Linked DNA regions of Homo sapiens: region 1 is linked to region 2. A link is a loop called in an ENCODE intact Hi-C map of the cell type or tissue named here. Cell type or tissue: PC-9. All regions are shown on one strand. Each heading gives the region's core, and the rest is flanking DNA. Links, peaks and the distances in the headings are about the cores only.

What was found. Hi-C counts contacts between places; a loop is a spot of excess contacts. Peaks named below come from ENCODE experiments on the same cell type or tissue, not always from the same donor. Only the 100,000 strongest peaks of a DNase experiment are listed, where the experiment ranks them.
Region 1: it touches region 2 in a loop (7-fold over the local background); 11 of 110 quality-filtered maps call a loop at or near these places.

The regions. Positions count from the first base shown.
Region 1 is chr12:12,818,561-12,821,476 of GRCh38, reverse strand. It overlaps DDX47 (DEAD-box helicase 47), which reads right to left. Exons shown (of 12, transcript NM_016355.4): 3 at 81-269. Among named protein-coding and RNA genes, the nearest start is that of DDX47, 6.7 kb to the right of the region's middle. In PC-9, for the core only: no CTCF peak of the experiment used is centred there; a DNase peak (open chromatin) is centred at 1,396; H3K4me3 peaks cover 1,911 bases; H3K27ac peaks cover 2,500 bases.
Region 2 is chr12:12,870,906-12,873,821 of GRCh38, reverse strand. No RefSeq gene overlaps it. Among named protein-coding and RNA genes, the nearest start is that of GPRC5A, 19 kb to the left of the region's middle. RefSeq lists an enhancer at 875-2,074. In PC-9, for the core only: no CTCF peak of the experiment used is centred there; a DNase peak (open chromatin) is centred at 1,261; H3K4me3 peaks cover 583 bases; H3K27ac peaks cover 2,500 bases.

The sequences.
Region 1 (2,916 bases), core at 308-2,807, 52 kb after region 2:
CTTTCCTCCATTCTCCTTCCTCCACACTCATTCTTCACTTGTGATGGCAACCTAGGATCCCTTCCCTCTCAGACACTTACCACTCTGCACTCCAATAGAGGACCCCAGGGCTTCAAACTGCTCTGAGATCTGAAAGGCCAGCTCCCGAGTCGGGGTAAGAACTAGGGCAAACAAACGCTGCGGGGTCTCCAGCAGTGCGTTTAGAATGGGCAAAGCAAAGGCGCCTGTCTTTCCAGAGCCAGTTTCTGCAAGCCCAATGATATCACGACCTAAAAGAAAAAGAAATTCAACAGCCAAGTAATCTCTTTGCGCTATTTCTGTGTTTTCTACAATGACACAATGCTGGGCACAAAGTAGACGCTTAATAAATATCTGATGAACTGGGGAGAGAGGAAAGTTGAATAAACAGAAAAGACATGGCCTCTCTCTTAGATAAGCTCAAAACCCAGTGGTGAGACAGACAAATATACAAATGCATTATAATGTGATAAGAGTTTTAATATAAGCCCCTGCAAAATACAGCGAGAACACAAGGAAAAGTAACTACTGCCCAGAAGAGTCAGAAAAGGCTAACAGAGGTGATAAGTGAGTTAAAACTGGAAGTAAGCAAAGAAGGGAAGAAAGGATATTCCTGTAAGAGGAAAGAGAATTAAGGCTTTAGAGAACATAGCATGCTGGCTGGGCATGGTAGCTCACGCCTGTAACCCCAGCAGTTTGGGAGGCCGAGCCAGGCAGATCACCTGAGGTTGGGAGTTCGAGACCAGTCTGACCAACAAGGAAAAACCCTGTCTCTACTAAAAATACAAAATTAGGCGGGCATGGTGGTGCATGCCTGTAATCCCAGCTACTCGGAAGGCTGAGGCAGGAGTATTGCTTGAACCCGGGAGGCGGAGGTTGCGGCAGCGGTGAGCGGAGATCGTGCCACTGCACTCCAGCCTGGGCAACAAGAGCGAAACTCCATCTCAAAAAATAAAAAGAACATAGCATGCATAGTTAGGCTGAGAAGTACAATGTGGCTGGAACACAGAAGTGTTAAGGGAGAAAGAGGGAAGAATGAGGCTAGAGTTTTGATGTTTTCCTATAAGAAAGAATTAAAGGATTTTAAACAGGGAATATCATGATCAATATTACTGTTTAGGAAGATAAACTCTAGACCTGATGGCATAAGGAGGAGCCAAGGAACTTAACAGTGCATGCCAGTTACTGCTCCTTCTGAGGGAAGAATGCTCTAAGTAATTCTTTAAGAACAGGTCACCACTGTTTGCTATCACCACTCAAGCCACAACTCATAAGACTTGGAAATTAACTCCTGAGTTGAGATCACTATCTCCGAGCTGGCTGTAGCCCATGAGGTAGCTATGCACTACCACAGTGGCCAGTGAGAATGCTCCCTATTAAATCATGACCCCTACAGTTGCTGCCCCTGTTCTGACTGTGTAACTGCTGAGAAGTTTTCTTTACCTAGAAGATAATCCTACAATAAACAAATCTCTTTTCCCTGACATAACCTGAACATGACTTACAATCAGAAATGACTTAAATGACCAGAACAGGGAAAACAAAGGCTTAACTGGGACATTGGATGTAATTCAGGGGAGATATGATGGTGGCCTGAACTGAGGCCAGGAATGAGCACAGGAATGAGATTCAGAAACTAACAAAAGGAAATGTGGGTGACTCACACATTTTTAGTACGGGACACTCAAAAGCCAAAAACTGCAATATAGGCAACAGAAAAATTAGTCCTGGTGAGGAAAATAAGGACTTTGGTTTCCACACAGGGAACTTGGAACTTAAGATTCCTATAGTAAACTCAAAGAGATATGTCTAAAAACCAGTTGGACATACTTGTTTAGAGATATGTCTAAAAACCAGTTGGGCATAATTATTTGGAGGTATGTCTAAAAACCAGCTGGACATACTTGTTTGGAGCTCAGGAAAAAAGTGGGGGTTAGAACAGACATGGGAGCCATGAGTATCCTACCACTGGTACTTCCTCAGGGGCAGATGCTTCAGAATAATCGATGAGACTTACATATATATATATGCCCGGTCCCATGCCTGGAAATTCTGATTCAGTAGGTCTTGGCTGGGACCTAGAAATCTCTATTTAAAAAAAAAAAAAAAGCTCCATAGATGATTCTGAAGAATACAGACTCACTGATGCAGACAGGGTTTAAGCTTGAGGACTGAATGAGAAATGTTATGTAGTATTTCAGAGTAAGAAAAAAGGGTAAAGACAGAATCAATATTGTAAGGCAAAGGGAAAAGAACCAGAAGAAGAGACTGAGAAAGAACAGCTAGAAAGACAGAAGAAAATGCTGTCTTGAAATTAAGGAGGAAGGCAGCTTCAAGAAAGAAGAGTGATCAGTGGCGTTCAATGTCACTGATCAAGTAGAACAGACCTGTAAGATCCACCTCTTAAACATTAATCAGTTAAACCAGGATCTGCCATGCCAGATCAGACAACAGTGTGATATGGTTTGGCTGTGTCCCCACCCAATCTCATCTTGAGTCGTACTCCCATAATTTCCACATGTTGTGGGAAGGACCCAGTGGGAGATAATTTGAATCATGGAGGTGGTTTCCCCAATACTGTTCTCATGGTAGTGAATAAATCTCATGAGATCTGATGGTTTTATCAGGGGTTTCTGCTTTTGCATGTCTCTCATTTTCTCTTGCCGCCACCACGTAATAAGTGCCTTTCGCCTCCTGCCATGATTCTGGGGCCTCCACAGCCACACACAGAACTGTAAGTCCAATTAAACCTCTTTTTCTTCCCAGTCTCGGGTGTGTCTGTATCAGCAGTGTGAAAAAGGACTAACATACAGTGTATCCTAGTGAATTCTATTCTTTAGCCTTCTTTTCATTAACATCAGTGTTTTCCATTCAAAAGCATATGCACAGATGTGAAAT
Region 2 (2,916 bases), core at 246-2,745:
TTATTTAAAAACTGTAAGCTTCAATTTCCTCAGCTATGAAATGGGGATAATGAGACCTTCTACCTCTTAGGCTTTGTTGAAAGGATTAAACAACAAATGTATGTAAAATGTTTAACTCTAGGACTGTTCCTGGTTATCTGGTGAATAACTGCCAATTCTCACAATCTTGGGCAGGTGGCTAAACCCTTCCTCTTCGGCTTCCCAATCTGTAAATTCAGGCTGACACATCTTCCAAACTTCTGGATCTGTCAATCAACAGAGGTCACCTAAAAACTCTGAGAGGAGTTACGAGAACATAGAAGGAATAAAAAGCCCTCAGAAGGGCCAGGTGCGGTGGCTGACGCCTGTAACCCCAGCACTTTGGGAGGCTGAGGTGGGCAGATCACTTGAGGTCAGGAGTTTGAGACCAGCCTAGGCAACATGGTGAAACCCCATCTCTACTAAAAATACAAAAATTAGCGAGGCGTGGTAGTGCGCACCTGTAGTCCTGCTACTCAGGAGGCTGTGGTAGGAGGATCACTTGAGCCCAGGAGGCAGAGCGAGCTGAGAGCATGCCACTGCACTCCAGCCTGGGCAACAGAGACCCTGTCTCAAAAAGAAAAGGAAAAAAAAAAGCCCTCAGAGGGCTTCTAGAAAAGCTGGGAGACTAAGAGGAGCAATGCATTGAACACAGAAGTGAGTCAGTGTGAGCTGTATGGTGTCTACTCTTCCCTCTGTGGTTCTTCAAAGGGAGTAGAGGGTGGGTGATGGGGGTGACTCAAGAATGCATAGGACTTTATCAATCAAATTCCCATACGGAATCAGAACAAGCCTGGCAGGTTCATGGACCAGCGAAGAGATTAGAGCAGATCCTTTCAGGGATCATTTAGATTATCATCATAGACCTTCAGGGTCGCCTAACTGGGTGGATGAGAACACCGCTGGGCTCATGCTTTGCCCACAGTCCCAGCAGTCACCCTGCTGACTCAGATGTCTTTCCTCAGAAGCTCTCTCCTGCAAGCGGCAGCTGCTGGGGTCACCTGTCCCCAGGTGCCTCATCTCATCTGGCTCCTCAAAACTCCTCCGCTCCACCCATCAGCCTGCACCTTCCAGGAATGCAGATGCCATGACCAATCTGCGTCCACAGAGAATGTTTGAGAAACACAGCTTGAAAGGCCAGTGATGCCCCCACAGAGTGGCCAATCACATCTTGCTAGAGTTTTCTATGCCAATAAAACCAGAAAAAGCAAACAAACACTTTCAGCCTGACCCAAAGGAGAACAAATGAGGCAGTTATAAGAAGGTAGGGTGTGACCCTATACACATAAACCGGTAGAGCTGGAAAAAACTCCTTCAAAGAGAATGGCTCACCTTGCTCCATTTCCCTTGCAGCGATTCCTGGGGCACGTCTATTATCAGCAATTGCAGGCATTAGTAATGGAAATGAAATCCATACCTCCCAGCTAACCATCCCTGCCCAGTTACTTGTAGTTACTTATCTGTTTCTATCAAGTAGCACATATATTAAATTCATGCCTAAATAAACAAGAAAAAAAGGCTAATTTCCTGGCAGGAAATTCTTATGTAATTAGTCAACAGCTCCCGCCCCTGGTCCGTCACTAACCAGCACTGTGACCTTTAGCAGGTCCACTTCTCTTCATCCCCCTCAGCACAACCTCAGGCCCAGCCCCCACAAGCCTCTCCTGGACCACCACAGTGGCTTCCAGCTGATCTCCATGTCTCTAGTTTTTCTTCTCTCCAAAGCATTCCCCACTCTAGAAGCCTTTTGTGTAGAGATCCTCCTAAAACCCCAAATCTGCTCAACTCTCCTCAAAATCCATAACCTCTCAGCCTGGCCCAGTGGCTCACACCTGTAATCCCAGCACTTTGGGAGACCAAGGCGAGAGGATCACTTGAGGCCAGGAGTTTGAGACGAGCCTGGGCAACATAGTTAGATACCATCTCTACAAAAAATAAAAAATTAACTGGGCATGGTGGTGCTCACCTATAGACCCAGCCACTCCGGAGGCTGAGTGGGGAGGATGGCTTGAGCCCAGGAGGTCGAGGCTGTAGTGAGCTGTGCTCACGCCACTGCACTGCAGCCTGGGTGGCAAAACAAGACCCTATCTCAAAAACAAACACAACCTCTCTTCACTTACTCTAGGACAAGTTCAGAAAACCATGTATGGCTTACAAAGTCATTCGTGATCTGGCCCCTGTTTACCATTCCAGAATGATATCTCTCTCTCCATTCACCCTCTTTTTTTTTTTTTTTTTTTTTTTTTTTTTTTTGAGACTGAGTCTTGCTCTATCGCCCAGGCTGGAGTGCAGTGGCACAATTGAACCTCCTGGGTTCAACCAATTCTCCAGCCTCAGCCTCCCAAGTAGCTGGGATTACAGGCACACGCCATCATGCCCAGCTAATTTTTGTATTTTTAGTAAAGACAGATTTCACCATGTTGGCCAGGCTGGTCTCGAACTCGTGACCTCAAGCGATCCGCCCACCTCAGCCTCCCAAAGTGCTGGGATTACAGGCATGAGCCACTGCGCCTGGCCTCTCCATTCACTTTCTTAAATTCTATGTTCCAGCTGTATATTTACATACCCACGGCTCCCTGTATAATACTAATAATAGCAACAATGACCATCATCTATTGTTTCCTATGTATCAGGTTTGTTCTAAAAAACTCTTCCTTCTGGTTCAAGTTGGTGTTTGAAAAAGAAAGACAAATAAAAATAGATTAATAAAATACTTTCTGCATTAACTTATTTAATATTTACAACTCTACTAGATATTAACTATAATTATCTCCATTTCGCAGATGAGAAAACAGAAGTGGAAAGGTTAAATAACTATCCAAAGTCACTCAACAAGTAAATGATATAGAACCTGAATACAACCTGCTTATCCTGCCCTCACCCCTTCTATCTGGGTCT